Regions from separate parts of the Homo sapiens genome. Here region 2 is linked to region 1. The links are chromatin loops, found by intact Hi-C in ENCODE. Cell type or tissue: mammary epithelial cell. All regions are shown on one strand. Links, peaks and the distances in the headings refer to the core of each region. The heading gives the core; the rest is flanking DNA.

Evidence for each region. Hi-C counts contacts between places; a loop is a spot of excess contacts. Peaks named below come from ENCODE experiments on the same cell type or tissue, not always from the same donor. Only the 100,000 strongest peaks of a DNase experiment are listed, where the experiment ranks them.
Region 2: it touches region 1 in a loop (18-fold over the local background); 13 of 110 quality-filtered maps call a loop at or near these places.

Annotation. Positions count from the first base shown.
Region 1 is chr2:135,249,902-135,266,312 of GRCh38, forward strand. It overlaps ZRANB3 (zinc finger RANBP2-type containing 3), which reads right to left. Exons shown (of 21, transcript NM_032143.4): 12 at 15,633-15,785. Among named protein-coding and RNA genes, the nearest start is that of SNORA40B, 120 kb to the left of the region's middle. In mammary epithelial cell, for the core only: a CTCF peak has its summit at 8,489 (motif pointing left); DNase peaks (open chromatin) are centred at 6,860, 7,150 and 7,710; H3K27ac peaks cover 1,660 bases.
Region 2 is chr2:135,001,771-135,008,606 of GRCh38, forward strand. It overlaps MAP3K19 (mitogen-activated protein kinase kinase kinase 19), which reads right to left. Exons shown (of 13, transcript NM_025052.5): 6 at 3,665-3,761. Among named protein-coding and RNA genes, the nearest start is that of MAP3K19, 42 kb to the right of the region's middle. In mammary epithelial cell, for the core only: a CTCF peak has its summit at 2,658 (motif pointing right); a DNase peak (open chromatin) is centred at 2,681.

The sequences.
Region 1 (16,411 bases), core at 5,889-10,888:
GTAGAGTGGGGCGTTGCTGACAAGATACCTGAAAATGTGGAAGCGACTTTGGAACTGGGTAACAGGCAGAGACTGGAACAGTTTGAAGGGCTTAGAAAAAGACAGGAAAATGTGGGAAAGTTTAGAACTTCCTAGATACTTGTTGAATGGCTGTGCCCAAAATGCTGATAGCAATAGGGACAATAAAATCCAGGCTGAGGTGGTCTCAGATGGGGATGAGGAATTTGCTGGGAACTGGAGCAAAAGTGACTCTTGTTATGTTTCAGCAGAGACTGGAGGCATTTTGCCCCTACCCTAGAGATTTGTGGAACTTTGAACTTGAGAGAGATGATTTAGGGTATCTGACAGAAGAAATTTCTAAGGAGCAAAGCATTTAAGAGGTGACTTGGGTGCTGTTAAAGGCATTCAGTTTTATAAGGGAAGCAGAGCATAGAAGTTTGGAAAATTTGCAGCCTGACTATGTGACAGAAAAGAAAACTTCTCGGGAGAAATTCAAGCCAGCTGCAGAAATTTGCATAAGTAGCAAGGAGCCTAATGTTAATCCCCAAGACCATGGGGAAAATGTCTCTAGGCCATGTCACAGACCTTCATGGTAGGCCCTCCCGTCACAGGCCAGGAGGCCCAGGAGGAAAAAGTGGTTTTGTGGGCCAGGTCCAGGGTCCCTGTGCTGCGTTCAGCCTAGGGACTTGGTTCCCTGCATCCCAGCTGCTCCAGCCATGGCTGAAAGGGGCCGACGTACAGCTTGGGCTGTGGCTTCAGAGGGTGGAAGCCCCAAGCCTTGGCAGCTTCCATGTGGTGTTGAGCCTGTGGGTGCACAGAAGTCAAGAATTGAAGTTTGGGAACCTCCGCCTGGATTTCAGGAGATGTATGGAAATGACTGGATGCCTAGGCAAGTTTGCTGCAGGGTTGGGGCCCTCATGGAGAGCCTCTGCTAGGGCAGTGCAGAAGGGAAATGTGGGGTTGGAGTCCTCACACAGAGTCCCTACTAGGGCACTGCCTAGTGGAGCTGTGAAAAGAGGGCCACCTGTCCTCCAGACCCCAGAATGGTAGATCCACTGACAGCCTGTACCATGCTCCTGGAAAAGCCATAGACACTCAATGCCAGCCTGTGAAAGCAGCCGTGAGGGAGGCTGTACCCTACAATGCCACAGGGGCAGTACTGCCCAAGACCATGGGAACCTACCTTTTGCATCAGTGTTACCTGGATGTAAGACCTGGAGTTGAAGGAGATCATTTTGGAGCTTTAAAATTTGACTGCCTCACTCGATTTCAGACTTGCATGGGCCCTGTATCCCCTTTGTTTTGGCCAATTTCTTCCATTTGGAATAGCTGTATTTAACCTGTACCCCCATTGTATCTAGGAAGTAACTAGCTTGCTTTTGATTTTATAGGCTCATAGGCAGAAGGGACTTGCCTTGTCTCAGATGAGACTTTGGACTGTGGACTTCTGGGTTAATGCTGAAATGAGTTAAGATGTTGGGGGACTTTTGGGAAAGCATAATTGGTTTTGAAATGTAAGGACATGAGATTTGGAGGGGCCAGGGGCGGAATGATATAGTTTGGCTGTGTCCCCACCCAAATCTCAACTTGAATTGTATCTCCCAGAATTCCCATGTGTTGTGGGAGGGACACAAGGGTAGGTAATTGAATTATGGGGGCCAGTCTTTCCTGCGCTATTCTTGTGATAGTGAATAAGTCTCATGAGACCCGATGGTTTTATCAGGGGTTTCCTCTTTTGCTTCCTTCTCATTTTCTCTTGCCGCCAACATGTAAGAAGTGCCTTTCTCCTCCTGCCATGATTCTGAGGCCTTCTCAGCCATGTGGAACTGTGATTCCAATTAAACCTCTTTTTCCGCTGGGCATGGTGGCTCACACCTGTAATCCCAGCACTTTGGGAGGCTGAGGTGGGTGGATCACAAGGTCAGGAGTTTGAGGCCAGCCTGGCCAACATGGTGAAACCTCGTCTCTACTAAAAATACAAAAATTAGCTGGGTGTGGTGGTGTGTGCCTGTAGTCCCAGCTACTCGGGAGGCTGAGGCAGGAGAATTGCTTGAACCCAGGAGGCGGAGGCTGCATTGAGCCTGGATCGTGCCACTGCACTCCAGCCTGGCGACAGAGCAGGATTCCGTCTCAAAAAAACAAAAGAAACAAACAAACAAAAAAACCCTCTTTTTCTTCCCAGTCTCAGGTATGTCTTTATCAGCAGCATAAATGGACTAATACAAAATGGGAGCTAAATAATAAGAACTTATGAACACAAAAAAGGAAACAACAGATACTAGGGTCTACTTGAGAGGGGAGGTTGCATGAGGAAGAAGAGCAAAAAAGATAACTATTGGGTACTGGGCTTAATACCTGGGTGATGAAATAATATGTACAACAAACCCCTGTGACACATGTTTACCTATGTGTCACCTTCCCATGTGCCCCCAAACCTAAAATAAAAGTTAAAAAATATAAAGAAAAGATTAAAAAGATTATTTTGTAGAAAAAAATCCCATGACATCAAAAGTAGTATATGCAAATGCCTTTGGGAATGGCTGTCTCTTCCAATAAGGACAATGAGAATTTATAGCAAAATATCATATAACATATAGATTATTAGAATGTAACTCAGGGGGTTAAATTAATCCACTTATGTCTAGTGTGTACCTATGTACCATTATTTCTCTTTAAGCTCTAGGGCTGAGCTCCAAATGACTCTTGGACAACAGCTGAGGTTCAGAGACACCTCAAACTCAAGATGTCCTGAGTGAACCCTTCACCTCTGTCCTGAAGCCAGCTCCTCTTCTACCACCACAATCTTTTGGCTCTTCACTGCTCATCCAAATTAACTATAAAGTCCTCTGCATGGAAATCTCCAGTTTTAGACTAAATTAGATCTCTTTCTGTTGTTTCAATTTGTCCTCTCCTTATCTACCTGCATGCTGTTGGCTGTGGTGTTTTCCTTAAGTGCCTGCTTCAATCCCTTCTACTCTTTTTGCACTGCTGCTATTAGATAGGATTCCACTCAGGTCTCATTTTATTGATTCTACTGCTGAAATGTCTGGCATTTTTTGCCTCTCTATTGTCACTACCACTATTAGGAATTCAGGGTGGTTATAGTGCCTCAAATCCCCTCTAGGAATCCTTGACAAAGGGGCTTTATACATACCAATAGCCTCATGAATAAAAAGGAACTGGCTTTATTAGTAGACCTGTAAGTGCCTGATAGTACCAAAGTAAAATTCTGGTAAAAGCTATATTGAAGAACCCAGCTAGAACCCAAGGTCAAAAGTAGACTTCCTAACTTGTCAGCACAGATCTAGCGGCAGAGGTGGTGGTAGGGCCTGCCAACGCAGGCTTGTTTGCTGTGCTCACAGTGGAAGCAGAAAGCAAAGGAGAGGCATGCCTCCTGGGGGAACAGTAACTCACCTACCTTGAACTGTGACCCAACCAAGTTCTCAGGCTCTAAAAATCAGGGGGAGAAAGCCTGGACAGGGAGTGGAGAGAGAGAGAGAGATCCCTTCACCATAGGCTGAAACTAGATGGGAGACTATACTATGCTTTGCTTAACAACGGAGATACAGACACACTCCGAGAAATGTATCTTTAGGTGATTTTGCAGTTGTACCAACATCATAGAGTGTACTTCACAAACCTAGATGGTATAGCATACTATACACCTAGACTACCTGGTATAGCCTGTTACTCCTAGACTATAAACCTGTACAGCAGTTACAGTACTGAATACTATAGGTAACTGTATCACATGGTGAGCATTTGTGTATCTAAACATAGAAAGGGTAATACATTGTGCTACCATGTTACTATGGCTACAACCTCACCAGGTGATAGGAACTTTTCAGCTCCATTATAACCTTATGAGACTTCCATTGCATATGTGATCGTAGTTGACCAAAACATTATTATGTGGTGTATGACTGTAATCCATTCCCAAGTAGCACTGCCTCCAAGAACTTCTGTCTCTTCACCCTTCCATTTGTTTTTCACACTACCATTAGGACTATCTTTTGAAGACAGATATCTGATCATGTTATTTATCTGCTTAAAAACATCTCATGACACTACATACTTCCAGAATCAGGTCTCACTTTTTGGCATGGCAAGTGTGAGTTCCTCTCCAACTGGTTACTGCTAAAGTTTTAGGCTTCCTCTCCTTTAACTCACTTCTCATGTGCCCTAAGCTCACATATTTGTGTAGATTTTGCATTCTCAGAACAATTAATATTTGTTCATATCTCTGGGCTTTTAGGCATGCTTTTGGTGTTCCCTCTGCCTGAAATTGGACCTACTGCCTCTGAATTCATCCTTCAAAATCCAGCTCAGATATTTCCTAACAGAAACTTTCTCAAATGCTCCAGGTAGTTATTTATTCTGTCCTGTGTTCCCAGAGCCTGGCTTACATGTCTCTATTTTCATATTTATCGTATTGCATTAAAATGATTTGTTTACAACTGTTTTTTCCTAACTAAAGAGTAAGCCCCAAAAGAAAGTTAGCTATTTTCCTTATCTTCGCATTCTCAAAATTTAGCATATAGTCTTTTAAAAAAAAAACAGCTTTGGCCAGGTGTCGTGGCTCACGCCTATAATCCCAGCTACTTGGGAGGCTGAGGCGGGAGAATCACTTGAACCTGGGAGGCGGAGGTTGCAGTGAGCCAAGATCATACTACTGCACTCCAGACTGAGCAACAGAGTGAGACTCAGTCTTGAAAAAAACAAAACAAAAAACAGCTTTATTGAGATATAATCCATATACCATAAAATTCACCCTTTTATAGTGTCCAATTCAATGATTTTAGTATATTCAGACTTTGGCAACCATCACCCCTGTTTAATTGTAGAACATTTTCTTTTTTTTTTCTTTGAGACAGAGTCTTGCTCTGTCGCCCAGGCTGGAGTACAGTGGCGCGATCTCAGCTCACTGCAACCTCCACCTCCCGGGTTTACACCATTCTCCTGCCTCAGCCTCCCGAGCAGCTGGGACTACAGGCACACACCGCCACACCTAGCTAATTTTTTTGTATTTTTAGTAGAGATGGGAGTTCACCATGTTGGCCAGGCTGGTCTTGAAATCCTGACCTGGTGATCTGCCTGCCTCGGCCTCCCAAAGTGCTGGGATTACAGGTGTGAGCCACCGCATCCGGCCGTAGAACATTTTCATTACCCTCAGAAAGAAACCCTATACTCATTAGGCAATGTTAAATAAAATGTATGTGAAGCCATTGTTTTAGTCTCAGCTCCTACACTAGGACCCAAAAGACCAGACCAAACCAGGATGGAGTAACACATGCTAGGTGCCACTTAATCAAACTGAACTTAAAAACAGGCCAGTTTAGAAAAACAAAACAAAACAACACACACACACACACAGACACACACACACACACACAGCCCCCAGGGATTCATGGCAATCAAAAGGGGCCCAGTCAACCTGAACCAGCATGATGAGGAAGTTCTCTCTGCTTTACCCCTACAAAGAAAATAATTTTGAAACTATTAATCTGCTTTTCCTTCCTTGTTTCTGCTTCCTTTTCTGTTCCTTGTTTCTCCTTTTCTGCCTATAAAACTCACCCACTCTGCTCTGCTCAGCTTAGTGAAGCATCATTCTAGTTCATAAACAGGATGCTGCCCAATTCATGACTTGCTAATAAAAACAAATCAGGGCCAGGTGCAGTGGCTAACGCCTGTAATCCCAACAGTTTGTAAGGTTGAGGCAAGAGGACTGCTTGAGCTGAGGAATTTGAGACCAGCCTGAGCAACATAAGGAGACCCCCATCTCTACAAAAAATAAAAAATTAACCTGGCATGGTGGCATGATGATAGTCCTGGCTACTTGGGAGGCTGAGGCAGGGGGATCACTGGACCAGGATTTCGAGGCTGCAGTGAACTATGACCTCTCCACTGAACAATCCTGGGCAATAGAGTGAGAGTCTGTCTCTTAAAAACAAAAACAACCCTCCTCAAACAAAAAAAACCCAATCAGATATTTAAAGGTCAACTCATTAAAATTTTTTTTTTTTTTTTTTTGAGGCAGGGTCTTACTTTGTCACCCAGGCTGGAGTGCAGTGGAGAAATCACGGCTCACTACAGACTCGACCGCCCTGGGCTCAGGTGATCCTCTCACCTCAGCCTCCTGAGTAGCTGGGACTACAGGCATGTGCCACCATGCCCACCTGATTTTTGTATTTTTTATAAAAACAGGGTTTTGCCATGTTGTCCAGGCTAAATTTTGTTCTTTGACAGCAGTCACTGCCCATCCTCTCCTTGAATCTCTTAGCAAGTACTAGTCTATTTTGTGTCTCTATGGATTTGCCTATTCTGGCTAATCTGAATAAAAAGAGCCATACAAGAAGTGGCCTTTATGTCCTGCTTCTTTCACTTAGCAAATTTTCAGGGTTCATCCATGGTGTAGCATGTATCTTTTTTTTGTTTGTTTGTTTTTGAGACAGAGTCTCACTCTGTTGCCCAGGCTAGAGTGCAGTGGTACAATCTCAGCTCACTGCAACCTCTGCCTCCCGGGTATAGACAATTCTCCTGTCTCAGCCTCCCGAGTAGCTGGGATTATAGGCGCAAGCCACCAGGCCCAGCTAATTTTGTATTTTTAGTAGAGATGGGGTTTCTCCATGTTGGTCAGGCTGGCCTCGAACTCCCAACCTCAGGTGACCCACCCGCCTCAGTCTCCCAAAGTGCTGGGATTATAGGCGTGAGCCACCAGGCCCAGTGCATGTATCCTTTTTAAGGCCAAATAATATTCCACTGCATGTGTCAGAGGCATTTGAACCAGAGCAACTCCATCTTGAACAGGGGCAGGGTAAAATGAGGCCAAGACCTGCTGGGCTGCATTTCAAGGATGTTAGGCATTCTTAGTCATAGGATGAGACAGGAGCTTGGCAGGACTGGTTTCACAACACACAGGTCCCAAAGACCCTACTGATATAACAGCATGCAATAAAGAAGCCAGCCAAGACCCACCAAAACCAAGATGGTAATGAAAGAGACCTCTGGTCATCCTCACAGCTCATTATATGCTAATTATAATGCATTCACATGCTAAAAGATATTCCCACCAGCACCAAAAGAGTTTACAAATGCCATGGAAACATCTGGAAGTTACCCTATATGGTCTAAAAAGGGGAGGAACCTTCAGTTCCAGGAACTTGCAACCCTGGAAAACTCATGACTAATCTACCCCTTGTTTCACATATAATCAAGGAATAACCATAAGCATACTCAGTCAAGCAGCCCATGCCACTGCTCTGCCTATAGAGTAGCCATTCTTTAGTTTCTTTACTTCTCTAATAAATGTCATTTCACTTTACTTTGTAGACTCACCCCAAATTCCTTCTTGCATGAGATCCAATAACCTTCTCTTGAGGTCTGGATCGAGACCCCTTTCTGGTAACATATAGATTAACCACACTTTGTTTACCCATTCATCAATTTATAACTTTTTTTGGTCTAACTTTTTTTGGCTACTATGAATCATGCTGCCATAATGTCCATGTCCAAGTTTTTGTGTGGACAGGTGTTCTCAATTCTCTTGGATGTACGATTGCTGGGTCATATGGTGACTTTATGTCTAACATGTTGAGGAACTCCCAGATGGTTTTACAAAATGGTTGCATCATTTTACATTCCAATCAACAATATATGAGTCTTCTAATTTCTCTACATCATTGCCAATACTTGTCTTTTTTATTTTAGTCATCCTAGTGGGTGTGATGTGATAATCTCATTGTGGTTTTGACTTGTATTTCATATAATCTTAATAGATGTTTATATAATGAATGATCTTTGAATGTCCTGTATGTGGCTCACATCCCAGAAACTTGGCTAAACCAAATTGAAGTTTTTCAATGTTGTATTCATTCCACATACATTTATTGAAGGCCCATGATATGCTAACTCTAATGCACCTAGTATGGATTGGCAAAGTTATGAGAACAGACCTTGAAGCAGAAAGGCCTGGCACTTTCTGCCCCAGCTGTGCCACTTATTGGCTGTATGACCTCGGGCAGATTATGTAACCTTTCTCAGATTTAGTGGGGCAAGTTAATAGTATCTTCCTCATGATGTTGCTCTGAAGGTTAAATAAGATCATGAGCCTGGAGTGGTAGCTCATGCTTGTAATCCCAACACTTTGGGAGGCTGAAGTGGGAGGACTGCTTGAGCCTAGGAGTTCAAGACCAGCCTGGACAACATGGTGAGATCCCATCTTTATTTAAGTAAGTTTTTTTTTTAAAGAAAGATCCTGAATGTTAAGGGCTTAGCACAGTGGCTGCAAGAAATAACAACTCAATAGATGTTAGTCATTATTATTGAGTGTATTAAAAGTCATAAAAGTAAATAAGACAAATGTCTAATAATAACATAATGTTATGTAAGCTATTGAGACAGTGAAGTAAAAAGGGCTCCCTGGAGAATCTCCAACCTGCCTGTGCATTGGGAGGATGTGGTGGAGCCTTGGGGAGTTAGCACCCATTGCAGGAAGGAGGAGCCTGCCCTCTCCTGTTCCTGGGTGGTAAAAGGGGATTCAATCTGTGAAGCGCAAAGCCTGCTAGCAGGACTCTCACCTTTGCTGAGAGTCCCTGTTTCCCTTTTATTTCTTTTCACACAATAAATGCTGCCCTTCTCACCCTACAATGTATCCGCATGCCTAAATTATCTTGGTCGTGTGACAAGAACCCGGGTTTTCCTACAACACTACGACATAGACATTTGTATGTCTCTATCTGTAACAATGAGGCTGCCCTCATGTCCTTATCAATTAGGCTATTATGCAGACTAATTACATAATAATTACAAAGTGCTTTGAATTCCTAAAATATATATTAAATAAATATTCTCATTTAAGATGTGCTGCCCCAAGAAACCAGTTCTTTACCATATTCAGAAAGAAGAGATTTTGGACAAGAGGGATTTAGATTTCACAAGTGCCACAGCTCCTGTGGTCAACTTTCTTTTTGCTGTTACCATGTATTCAACTGGACAATATGCAGGAAAAAAAGTTTATTTTTTGTATATACGAGACATTTTTAACTTGCACTTTTTACCACAACAAAGCAAACATTTCATACAATGTTGGCATTTAATTTAAAAACGTGTTTTCTTTTTGAATTTTGAGAACTTTGTTTCGTTTTTGTTTGTTTTTGAGACAGGGTCTCACTCTGTTGCCCAGGCTGGAGTACAGTGGTGCAATCATCCTCCTGAGCTCAAGCAATCCTCCCACCTCAGACTCCCAAGTGGCTGGGACTACACGTGTGTACCACCATGCCCAGCTAATTTTCTTATTTTTATTTTTTTTTAATGAGACAAGGTCTAGCCATGTTGCCCAGGCAGGTCTCAAACATCTGGGCTCAATGGAGACTCAGCCTCTCAAAGTGCTTGGATTACAGGCAAGAGCCACCGCTCTGGCCTGAGGGCATATTTTAAAATTTCATAATAATGCTAAAGAGCTCTCCTAACTACATACAATCTTTTGCAGCAGACAAGCAACCATTCTACATATTTTTATTTATTTATTTTTTGAGATGGAGTTTCGCTGTTGTTGCCCAGGCTGGAGTGCAAAGATGCAATCAATTTCAGCTCAGCACAACCTCCGCCTCCCGGGTTCAAGCGATTCTCCTGCCTCAGCCTCCTGAGTAGCTGGGATTACAGGCATGTGCCACCACGCCCGGCTAATTTTGTATTTTTAGTAGAGATGGGGTTTCTCCATATTGGTCAGGCTGGTCTTGAACTCTCGACCTCAGCTGATCCGCCCGCCTCGGCCTCTCAAAGTGCTGGGATTACAGGCGTGAGCCACTGCACCCAGCCAGAAAGCAGACATGTCCTAACCACAAGCAGGACTCATTACCCATACTAAATTAGAGTCCTTTTTTTTTTTGGCTCACCTATGAATCATTTATGCACCAAGATTCTCTTAGGATACTTTATAGTTTATATATAATGGATGAAAGGGGGCTTAGACGCCATCTAGTAATCTAGTGACTCAAATGGCTAGATAAATAATGTTGCTGATTATTGGAGAAAGGAGCAAAAGAGGAAAAGAAAAGGCCCTAAAGAGGTTAAGGGAAGGGCCCCAATTTCCCACAGCTAGAGCTAGAGGAAGAGATACTTGTTAGATGAAGGCAGCAAAATGAAAACCAGAGAGAGAAGGAGGCTCCCTATTTGAACACTCCACTCAGCTTGCTTTATTCAGAAACAGCCTTTCGTTGCTTAGAAATAACATACACTAATATTATCTATACCATTCTCCTGCCTGGAGATGACCTACATTATCACTCAATGGAAGCCACTGTAGAGAAATCAAAACACCTCAAAGCCAAAATAGTACTTAGAAGTCAGACACATTCAGATGTAGAAGAAAGGAAGAAGCAGTGGAAATTGGACTGACCACATCTTAGGCAGTGACCCTGGTGATGGACTCCAAGGCAAGACTGCTTACTTATGGGACAGCCAACTGGGCTGTGCAAAAGTATCTTTCCTTGTGGTGGTGGAATTTTTTCTTTTCACTTGAGTTGGACTTCAATTTGAGTTTCATTTGGGTTAATAAATACTGTAATTTCTTAAAAAATGTAAATACATCTAGCATGGGTAAAGAATTGTGACTCATACATTTGTGTGGATTAGTTTCATTTAAGGTATTATTCAAATACTTGAATAATATATATTCAAGTATATATATATTCAAGTATATATAGTATATATGTACTATATATACTATACTATATGTACTATATATGTACTATATATACTTGAATTTATATATACTTGAACATATTTATATATATACTTGAATATATTATTGACTATTATATATTCAAGTATATATATCAAGTATACTTGAATATATATAGTATATACAAACTATATATATTCTATATACTATATATATTCAAGTTTATAGTATATATATACTATATATTCTATATATATACTATATATATTCAAGTATATTTGATATATATAATATATACTATATATACACTTGACATATATATTGTATACTATATATAAAGATTTTGTATTTTTGTATTTTTATTCTATATATACACTTGATATATATATTATATACTATATATGTAGTATATATATACTTGAATATATAATATTCAATAATATACTGAAATATCCACAAGCTGTTAAAAACCATCCAATTAGAACTGATAAAAATTTTTGAGTCAAAGAAGTTTTTGATGTCAAATGGCAAGTTTGGTTAATCTAGGAAAGTTTAATTGAAAGTTGAAAGTTTTCTAAAAATGGAGATGCTGGAAATGTCCTTTAAAAGGCTTTGTAAATGGATAAAAAATAAATCAAATTCATAGGAAAATTCCCGTTGGAAATGCTGAAATTCTGGCAATGTTCAGAAGAAAAATAAGTTAATCAGTAGACTAAATTTCCTTAGTACCTGCCAACAAATTGAACATTTCTTAAACTGCATGAAGCTGGGAGGGTATAGACAGAGTGGTGAGAGGGCACACCCACCTAAAGTCAATCAAAGCACACTTCACTTGTTGGCCATACAATAAATAAGCAAATACCAACAAAGCAAAACTAACCAAAACCAACAAAAGATCCCTACATTCTAAGATTCCAATTTACATCAAACTGCGTCTGTATAAAGACAAGTATTGGAAAATCTATAAGACAACACTAAACTATGAAAGACACATACCTAACTCAAGAAAGTAAAATTTGGTATGGGTGATTTTTTAAAATTGTGTATACAAATATATATTTTTCTTCAGATAAACTTTTGAAAACAATAAACATACACATATGTAGGAAGATTTATTTCAAATTCTTAATATCTAGCTTAGAAATGAACTTGTAAACACAGTTTGATAGGAAATTTTAGAGAAAGAACAGCTACAAATCATAGATTTATTTATATATTTTTAAAATAGCTAGGATTTCTATTGACTTTATTGTAGACCAGAATATAATATAATAAGCATTGTTGAAAGAAACCTTGGCTGGGCACAGTAGCTCATACCTGTAATCCTAGCATTTTGGGAGGCTGAGGTGGGCAGATTGCCTGAGCTCAGGAGCTGGAGACCAGCCTGGGCAACAGGGTGAAACCCCGTCTTTAATAAAATACAAAAAATTAGCCAGGCGTGGTGGCGTGTGCCTGTTGTCTCAGCTACTTGGGAGGCTGAGGCAGGAGCATTGCTTGAACCTAGGAGGTGGAGGTTGCAGTGAGCCAAGATTGTGCCACTGCACTCCAGCCTGGCGACAGAGTGAGACTCCATCTCCAAAAAAAAAAAAAAAAAAAAACAAAGAAAACTCTTTTTTAAATTAAAAGAAAATCTTACAAATAATCTAATTTTTAGCAATATTTGACGGAATTACATTCTAATATTCTAGAAAAAAATTGTACTAGACCTCCAAATAAGATAATTAAAAATTTAATACAATTCTACATAAAATAATGTATTTTTATGCAATTAAACTTCACATTAAATTTTTAATTTTGTATTATCAGAAAAATGTAAATATTAATTTTATTCCTATAATTTCTGATCAGTTCTTTGAAAAATTAAAATTAAACTCTCTATAACTTTGACACCATATTACCTCAAAAAGACTAGAAGGCCAAGAGTGGTGGCGGTTCATGCTTCTAATCTCTGTGCTTTGGGAGGCAGAGGTGGGAGGATTGCTTGAGGCCAGAAGTTTGAGACCAGCCTGAGCCACGTAGTGAGACTCTGTCTCTATGAAACATAAAAAATTAGCCAGAAATGGTAGCACATGCCTGTGGTCCTAGCTACTCAGCAGGCTGAGATGGGAGAATCTCCTGAGTCCAGGACTTTGAAGCTGCAGTGAGCTATAATCATGCCACTGGACTCCAACCTGGGTGATAGGCAGAGAGCCTGTCTTTTAAAAAAATAAGAATTAAAAAAAAAAAAGGCTAGGAAACAGCAGACATTATAAATTACAAATTTCTCTAATATATTATTTCTTATTAAATTTATAAATAATCTGTTATAAGGTGAGACTGGGGGATTTTACATATAGCATTTGTTAGAGGTGAGACTGGGGGATTTTACATATAGAAATGTATAGTGAATATAACAAAAATCTATATATCCACCATTCAAAATTTACAAATATTAATATTGTACTTCTGATCTTTTTATAAAATAAAAGAAATAAAAACATTTTTGCTGAAGTTGCTATCACATTTTTATTCTTCCCCATATCCATTCTTCTCTCCCAGAGGTAACCAATTTTATAAATTTGATATGTATTCTTCCAATGTGTGTTTATGTTTTACTATATATATGTACTCATAAATATAGAATATACTGTGTGTGCTATGTGTTTTTAAAGCAACTTTGTGTTTTCAAGATCTCATCCTGTTGATACATATAAATATAACTCATTCACTTTAACTTCTAAATAGCATTTTATAAGATATGACAATCTACATATCCATTCTTCTATTGATGGGCATTTTGGTTGTTTCCATTTTTTTGCATTCTAAAAAATGACGCAGTAAAGATATTTGTGCATGTATCCTTACATATGTGTGAGAATATATTCTGTATATTGAAAAGAGCCTAGAAGCAACGATAGCCCAGAGGAACAACAACAACAAAAATCCTAATTTCTAAATATCACTCCACAGTAAAGGGAGTAAGTGCTCCTTAAAGAAATGGCCAATTCCAAGTCTGGAGCAAAAAAATTTAGGTGAACCTGTTATATATTGTGTGCCAGAAAGCAAGGAAGCACTCAGAGAATTATAAGGATGTGTTTTTTTAAAAAGGAGCCAGTTTAAAGGAGCTTTCATTAGCCAGATCTAAGTTTAAAAAGAAAAAAAGGTAAAGGATTATAACACATTAAATAATAATAATTGAAACCCCTAAGTTCATAGTAATTTTTTTTTTTTTTAGACAGAGTCTCACTCTGTCACCCAGGCTGGAGTGCAGTGGCGTGATCTCGGCTCACCAAAACTTCCAGTTCCTGGGTTTAAGTGATTCTCCTGCCTCAGCCTCCCAAGTAGCTGGGATTACAGGCATGTGCCATGACGCCCGGCTAATTTTTTTTTTTTTTTGTATTTTTTTAGTAGAAACGGGGTTTCACCGTGTTGGCCAGGCTGATCTCGAACTCCTGACCTCAACTGATCCACCCACCTCAGCTTCCCAAAGTGCTGGATTACAGGTCTGTGAGCCACCACGCCTGGTCCATAGTGGTATTTTTTTAAAGTGGGGAGGTAAATGTCTTCTTTACAGAAAAATGCCAACTAATAAATATAGAAGCAATGATGGAATTAGAAAAACCATTTCAGGCCGGGCGCGGTGGCTCAAGCCTGTAATCCCAGCACTTTGGAAGGCCGAGGTGGGCAGATCACAAGGTCAGGAGTTCGAGACCAGCCTGGCCAACATAGTGAAACCCTGTCTCTACTAAAAATACAAAAAATTAGTCAGGCATGGTGGTGGGCACCTGTAATCTCACCTATTCGGGAGACTGAGGCAGGAGAATCGCTTGAACCCGGGAGACAGAGGTTGCAGCCAGCTGAGATCATGCCATTGCACCCAGCCAGGGCAATAGTGCAAGACTCTGTCTCAAAAAAAAAAAAAAAAAGAAAAGAAAAGAAAAGAAAAACCATTTCAAAGGTGATTCATGCAAATATCATTAATGAACGCTAAAAACACTCAGTAAAAAGTTTTGGGAACGGGGGGTCACATGCTTTGAAAGTGTTATACCGCTACTTACTTACTAATAAATAGTAAAGGGGAAAATTATCTTTACAATTTGCCTTATTTTAGTGAGGTAGAGCTTCTTTTCATGTTTATTGGCTATTCAGGTGTCCTCTGATGCTCATATTCTTTGCCTATTTTTTTTTTTTTTTTCTGAGACAGAGACACAGTCTCACTCTATCGCCCAGCCTGGAGTGCAGCAATGCAATCTCAGCTCACGGGAACCTCTGCCTTCAGGTGGTTCAAGCGATTCTTGTGCCTCAGCCTCTTGAGTAGCTGGGATTACAGGCAGACACCAACACACCCAGCTAATTTTTGTATTTTTAGTAGAGACAGGGTTTCACGATGTTGACTAGGCTGGTCTCAAACTCCTGACCTCAGGTGATCCGCCTGCCTCAGCCCCCCAAAGTGCTGCAATTACAGGTGTGAGCCACCATGCCCAGCTCTTTGCCTATTTTTCTGTTGACTTGTTTATGCTTTACTAATTGAGTTGTATAAATTCTTCATATACTTTGGACATTGTAATGCAAATATCTTTACTGAGTCTGTGATTTATATACAGGACATTTTGTATAACAAAACCTGTGATTTCGATATACTCAAATATCTGAATCTTTTTCTTTACTATTTGCACATTTTAAGGCACATTTAATATACCTTTCCCTATTCTCAGTGTCATAAAGATAGCCTCCTATATTTTCTTTTGAACTCTGAATTTTATTCAGTTTGTTTATCCGAGGAGCTGAACAGTAAGTACTAAAACTGTTGGAAAACAATATTAATTTTTGGCTCTAAGAGGGTTTCCAGCTTTATGTGAAGTCTCCTTTCAACACCATAAATAATTGAGAGTTGCTATTTAAAACCATACATACAAAGTTATAGTTTCAGGATACTAAAAAAAATAGAAAAGAGTAAGGCATATAATCTTACGTGAGTGAACAAAGCTTCCTTCCTTAACTCTTCAGAACTGTCATTTGGAGTCCAAGCTTCAGCAAACTGCAGGAAATCCCATTTTTCCTTATCACCTTCCTCAGCCTGAATTTTTTCTTTCCTACCGTTCAGTGTGCTCCCTGTAACTTGAGCCTACAAGAGGAAAAAGTAAATGAATTTTTGAGCAGTTCACCTCACAGCTGAAATTCACTAAGTAACTTGATTTTGCATTTAAATCATAAGCTACCCACTAAGAAAATCTTACTGTTCCAACATATCATGGGCTTTAGTAATATAATTATCTTTGTAAACCAAAAATAAAATTATAAGCCTCCCAACCAACTTAATGGATTCCTCCTCTTGGCCAAGAGCATTCTAAAGTAAACCTGAAACACGCCAGGTGCAGTGGCTCATGCCTGTAATCCCAGTACTTTGGGAGGCCAAGGGGGGCGATCACCTGAGGTCAGGAGTTTGAGACCAGCCTGCCCAACATGGTGAAATCCCATCTCTACTAAAAATAGAAAAATTAGCCGGGCGTGGTGGCAGGCGCCTGTGATCCCAGCTCCTTGGGAGGGTAAGGCAGAAGAATCCCTTGAACTCAGGAGGCGGAGGTTGCAGTGAGCTGAGATCCTGCCACCGCACTCCTGTGTGACACAGTGAGACTCTGTCTCAAAAAAGCTGACCAGCATTAACATTAAAATAGAGATCTTAAGGCTGACAAAACAGACTCTTTGTAGCAACAAGATGCCAACATGACAGATAGCAGGCCCTAAAACAAA
Region 2 (6,836 bases), core at 1-5,000, 250 kb before region 1:
GTCAAGAATTAATAAACCCAGAATGTTTTCAAACAAATGTAATGTGCTTCAAAGTCTGTTCATCAGCTGACTTCTTTTTCAAACCAAGAAACAAAGATATAACAAGCACATGTAAGAAATACCTGCCTTTTAAGATATTGTTAAGAGCTAATGGCCACCGTCCTAATTGTTGGTCCTAAATTGGAAAAAAGATTACAGAATATTGATTCTGAAATCCACTAGAAACATACAGATGTTCTCTTTGTTCTGCCTCTTGAATACTGTGAGTTGCTGACGTTGCTGTGGATAAGGCCTCTCAAGCTACCCAGTAGGCCAGGGAAGAGGATGCATTGTCACAGGTAAAGACAAAACACTTGCTCTTAGCAAGTGCATTTTTCACATAATGAGGGTAAATTAACGCTATCAGAAAATATTACCATAGAGAGAAATTAAAAGACAACATTTCAACATAGCCACGAATATATTTTCTTTATAGAAGAGGTGAAAATGACATTCATAACCAGTCAGAAAAATGATCATTAATTTGTTGTTGTTAGTGTCAAAACCATTATTAAAACAAAAACTTAAAATCAGGCCCAGCTTAACTGATTTCAATAAAGAAAAATTATTTTCTCCAGAAAAGCCTTACTTTCCTGTTTGGTCTCCTTATTTTATTTTATTTTATTTTATTTTATTTGTTAAATTTCCGTGGGTACATAATAGGAGCATATATCAATGAGGTCCTTGTTCTATTTCAATGGATGTGCATATCTGTCTGGATTGCGAGCATGGAGGTTCAAAATATTTTGATGCCATCTTCACATTTTGATGATTTCCTAAATTGTGAAGCTCAACACAGACTTTAAAAAAAAAAAACAGCTGTATTTCCGGCTTCCTGCGCTGCTAGATTCAGAAAGCTTACTTCAGAGACTGATGCATGTGAGTTACATGAAAAAAGATAAGGTGCAGGCATGCTGTGTGCTGATGTGGGTACCAGCAGAGGGAGGGGGTTCTTACATTGATAGTGGGAGCGGCTCTCTGGTTATGGCAGACGTGGCATGATTTGAGGGTCAGTAGCAGCCAGTTTTGAAATGCAGTTATGGGAATCCTTCCTGACAATCCAACCTGGGGCCTTCCTGTTATGGACTGGATGTTCTGAATGTTTGTGTCCCCCACCGCACATTAATATGTTGAAGCCCTAACCCCCAAGTGTGGCTTATTTGGAGATGGGGCCTCTAAGGAAGAAACGAAGGTTACATGAGGTGTCAAGGGTGGGGCCCCGATCCAGCTGGATTTGTGTCCTTCTAAGAAGAGAGCTCACTCACTTGTGCTCTGCCTCTGTGTGCACAGAGGAAAGACCACGTGGGGACAGACCAGCCATCTGCAACCAGGAAGAGAGCCCTCACCAGAAACCCATCCCTGCTAGAATCTTGATCTTGGACTTCCCATTCTTAAGAACTGTGAGAAAATAAATGTCTGCTATTTAAGCCCCCCAGTCTATGGTATTTTGTTTTGGCAGCATGAGTGGACTAAGAAAGTTCCTCTCCTCTGGTTTTTCAATGGTATATGAACTTCCTAATATCTTTCAAAATTCCCTTCCTTTTTAACCCAACCAAGAGTAGGTTCTTGTATACCTGCAACTACAAATCCTGATGAATTTATACTGAATTAAAATATTTTTAAGCCCATTAGTTTTAGGGAATAGGCTCTCTTGTTCACTCATGAAAACAGTAAATTTGTAGGCTCAATTTCTAGTCTATAAGATTTGTGTCTGTTATGTTCTGAGAAAATAGTGTTTGTTTGTTTGTTTGTTTGTTTGTTTTGAGACGGAGCCTCACTCTGTCACCCAGGTTGGAGTGCAATGGTACAATCTCAGCTCACTGCAACCTCCGCCTCCCGGGTTCAAACGATTCTTCTGCCTCAGCCTCCCGAGTAGCTGGGATTACAGGTGCGCACCACCACACCCGGCTAATTTTGTATTTTTAGTAGAGACGGGGTTTCACCATGTTGTCCAGGCTGGTCTTGAACTCCTGACCTCAGGTGATCCGCCCACCTTGGCCTCCCAAAGTGCTGGGATTACAGGCGTGAGCCACAGTGCCCGGTCCATTTAAAGAGATTTAAACCGATATTTAAAATGAATATAATGGACAATAATATCTAAAACACTTTTATTTCAGAATTTCTGATTAGAAAGAGTAGCTAGCTCAACTGAAGTCTCTATCAACTGTGAGATGCAATTTTATCAGGAAGAGAATTGCTTCTTCCAAATGTGTAACTCAAGTTGTTAAAAGCTTAAAACTGAAATAACTTAGTGGAGATGCCTCATAAGTATTATGGCTCCCATATGAAAACTGAAAATATTGCAAATCAAGTTTAAAAGAATGACTAACATCCCAAATGGTGAGTTATCTCCATATGGAGCAGAATAAATGAAATATTTAACCTCCTGGAAGGTGCTTGGGACACCATTAGGCTTCTAAGAGCTTGGCTTTGAAGTCTATGAAAGTCGAAGGAGGACTGCAAGGACCGTTCTGAAGGGTTTCGGGGTTTATTTTCTTTCTGTTAGCTCTTTCAGGCTTAATGGTTTTCATAATTTTAATGGTTACTAAATTACTCTCGGCCCTCAGCCTGGGGAGGGAAGATTCCCAGTGGGCGTGAGAAAGGCAGGCGGCTGCCCAGGAGAGGGCAGCATCGCACCACCTCCCGGAGGAGACGCTACTCGGGAGAGCTGCAGCCTTCTGAGAGGTGCGAAGGGATGAGAAACACGGGCATCAAAGAGGGCGGCTTCCCTGGAGTGCTAGAAATAGAAGCCAGAAGATTGCCCGGGAGAAATTGCAGCAGTTCAAATAAACATTTACTTTAAGAAGGTTATGGATGAATAGATGACAGACAAATGGGATAGCCGTGGCAACTATGCTCTGAGGCGAGAATCTGCAAATACCTTGTGGTCTGTTAAGTGCAAGGGCACTTACGGTGTGACAGGATAACATGTTTGAAATGGGTGGTGTTCTGGAAGATTCCAGACTTATGGCCTTGTAAATAAAAGACCGAGACTTGGGGACTTTCAGGTCTCGTACACTCCCCCACCTTCCCCTCAGGGACAACGGCTCATGGAGACACGTGTGGTTCCGGAAGGGAACCGATCACTGAAGCCGCTGGAAGATTCTGAGAGGAAGAAATTGGGGAAAGGATGTTATCAGACAAAAAGAAATGGACAGGGAATGGGTCGGCTGAGCTGGAGTGAGGTGGAATAAAAGAGCCAGAGAGCATTTGCCTATTCTGGCCAGTCAAGCTGCCTAGACCCACTGATTCAGATATGGACCAAAAGGTAGTATTGTGAGTGGTTTTTCTTCTCCTTTGGGCTTTTTCTGTGTTTTCAAACTTATTTATTATAATTTTTTTAACTTTTATTGCAAGAGTTAAGCTCAGGGGTACAAGTGCAGGTTTGTTCCATAGGTAAACATGTATCATGGGGTTTGTTGTACAAATTATTTTATCACCCAGGTATTAAGCCTAGTACCCATTAATTATTTTTCCTGATCCTCTCCCTCCTCCACTCCCTCTACCCTCTGATAGGCTCCAGTGTATGTTGTTCAAACTTCTACAATAAGCCCTTCTGAAATTGGAGAGAAGCCCATATGATAATGTTATCTTTGTAAACACATCAAGGAGTAAAGCCCAGTACCTTCTGTCCTGGGTTGCCAGTCCTGTCTACCACCACTGGGATCTTCTTCTTCATTAACCAGTGTGGAATGACTGCAGTCACCATCTTGGTCGAACTCCTGCAATATCATAAAATTCAAAACTCAGTTATTAGTTATTCGATGTACCAGTTTGTTGGCAGAGTGAATGTTGATTTTTCTGGGCTAAAGATTTACACCATGGATTCCTTTTAAATTGGATAAAGTATTTAGGACTAAAATAATAAGAAAGTATCTGCCCTTGGAGCACTAGGCTCAGACAGTCATGGTTGTGATTAATTGCATAATCAAAAATGAGGAGCAAAGCTGAAATCACATCGACACATAGAAACTCAGTATTTTATACTTTATCATCTCAGTGCCCAGGCTGCTAAGCTGCCCCAAATTCCATCTGGGTAGGTAACTGGAAAGAATCCTTTGGCCACAGTCACAGTGAACAACCCCAAAGGAGCATGATCTTTTCCATAATGCCTCCCTGGGGCATCATTTACATATGGCAAGAATGGAAATCCCTGCCCCTGTGGAAGCTACAGATATAACCCTAGACTGAAAGGAGGCAGCAAAGCTGATTAAAGTCTTCCCTATGACGGCGTTCTGATCTAAATCATGGTGCATAACCTCTTAAACTTCCTTTTCACTCTCTAGAAAATAATCATTATAGTTGAAAACCAACTTGATTTACAAAAAGTACTCCAAACATTTTAAAGAAGAAATGTTTTCTTAGTAGAATTCATTGTTTTTGATAGTTTCCTTCATTCGAAGTTATAGCTGATGATTTTGTGCCTTTAAATTTCTAGAACCATGATAGATCCAAGTAATAGTTAAAACATCCCATCACAACCCGAATGTTACAACTATCTGTCTGGTTTCTATGATCTAGGTGGACTACCTATTTAAGGGGACTGATGGACAATAAGTCTTTGCCCTAAGTGCTCAAGCCTGTCATCTGAAATGTCAGAGAAGTGGCGAGTCACAAAAATTCTCTGATAGCTCATTTATTAATTCCCAAGAGAGCTAGGAAATTTCTTGCTTTTCTCTCCTTGTTCATTTTAATTGTCGTAGCAAATAATAAAAGTTGGCCAGGCATGGTGGTTCACTCCTGTAATCCCAGCACTTTGGGAGGCTGAGGCGGGTGGATCACTTGAGCTCAGGAGTTCGAGACCAGCCTGGGCAACATGGCAAAACCCTGTCTCTACTGAAAATACAAAAATTAGCTGGACGTGATGGCACACCCCTGTTGTCCCAGCTACTTGGCAGGCTGAGGCAGGAGGATGGCTTGAACCCGGGAGGTCAAGGCTATGGTGAGCTAGGGTCACGCCACTGCACTCCAGCCTGGGTGACAGAGTGAGACCCTGTCAAAAGAAAGAAAAGAAAAGAGAGAGAGAAAGAGAGAGAGAGAAAAAAGAAAAGAAGAAGAAAAGAAAAAGGAAATAAAAGTAAAACCTGGCCAGGCATGGTGAGTCACACCTATAATCCTAGCACTTTGGGAGGCCGAGATGGGTGGATTGCTTGAGGCCAGCCTGGACAACATGGTGAAGCCCCATCTCTACAAAAAATACAAAAATTAGCCAGGCATGGTGGCACGTGCCTGTAGTCCCAACTACTCAGGAGGCTGAGGTGCGAGGATCATTTGAGCCATAGGAGGTTGAGGCTGCAGTGAGCCATGATTGCACCACTGCACTCCAGCCTGGGCAACTGAGTGAGACCCTGTCTCAAAAAAAAAAACCAGAAGTAAAACCCTCCATTTATACAGTCATTAAAAATATTTTAGGTATTCAATCATAATAACTTAGTTGTCATACCTTACTTTTATTCAGCAGTTTATACTTAAACATTGTTTTTTAATTTTTATGGGTACATAGGTATATATATTTATGGGATACAGGAGATATTTTGATATAGGCATGCAATGCATAATAATGACATCAGGGTAAATGGAGTATTCATCACATCAAGCATTTATCCTTTGTGTTACAAATGATTCAATTATACTTTTAGTTATTTTTAAACGTACAATTAAATTATTACTATAGTCACCCTGTTGTGCTATCAGTACTAGTTCTTACTCTTTCTTTTCCTTTTTTTTTCTTTTTGTTCTCTCATTGGGTTGATTATTCATTCTTTCTAGCTATTTTTTTTTGTACCCATTAACCATCCCCCTTCCTCCCTACTCCCCACTACCCTTATTAATACTTTCTAAAGCGTTTTCTATCTCCTGGCAAAAGTTGGGTGCCCTACCTCAGACTATCCTGGTTGTCAATGGCGGATGGGTTCACTCAGCTCCTAGGCTGTTGTCAATTTCACTGCTTAACCTTCTCTGTATTTCAAAAATTCTACCATTATCTGGCAAATTCCTCCTCCTTCCTATCAAATCACAAAGGGGGATTTATTCTTCCTAGAACATACAAAAATACAAAAAAGTATTTTTTAAAGCAAAATTTAAAAAATCACCTATAACCTGACAACCAAAGAGCAAACACTGTTAACACAGGAATCATATTTTCTTTGTGTTTCTCTTAAGTATTTAAAAATATAGTTGCATCACATAATTTTTGTATCTGGCTTTTTCACTTAAGTGTAAATTCATAAGCAATTTACTAAGTAAGTGTCATTTTAATTTTAATGGAATTTAAAATTTCTTTCCTTCAACAAATATCAGAGGGTCATAACAGTACTTCTTTTTTTTTTTTGAGATGGAGTCTTGCTCTGTCGCCCAGGCTGGAGTGCAGTGGTGCGACCTCAGCTCACTGCAACCTCCACCTCCCGGGTTCAAGAGATTCTCCTGTCTCAACCTCTCGAGTAGCTGAGACTACAGGCACCCGCCACCATGCCCGCCTTATTTTTGTATTTTTAGTAGAGACGAGGTTTCACCATGCTGGCCAGGCTGGTCTCAAACTTCTGACCTCGTGATCTGCCTGCCTCGGCCTCCCAAAGTGCTGGGATTACAGGCGTGAGCCACCACGCTCAGCCAATAGTACTTCTTTAATAAGCCCCGTTAGTCTTACAATGTAACTCCCATGATGCTTAGTAGGTAATTTAAAATTCTTCACTCTTACACATAGTATTATTAAATATTTGCAACTAATACCCCAATTTTGCATTATTTCTTTAGAGTAGATCCCTAGATATGGAATTATTGACCCAAATACTATGAAA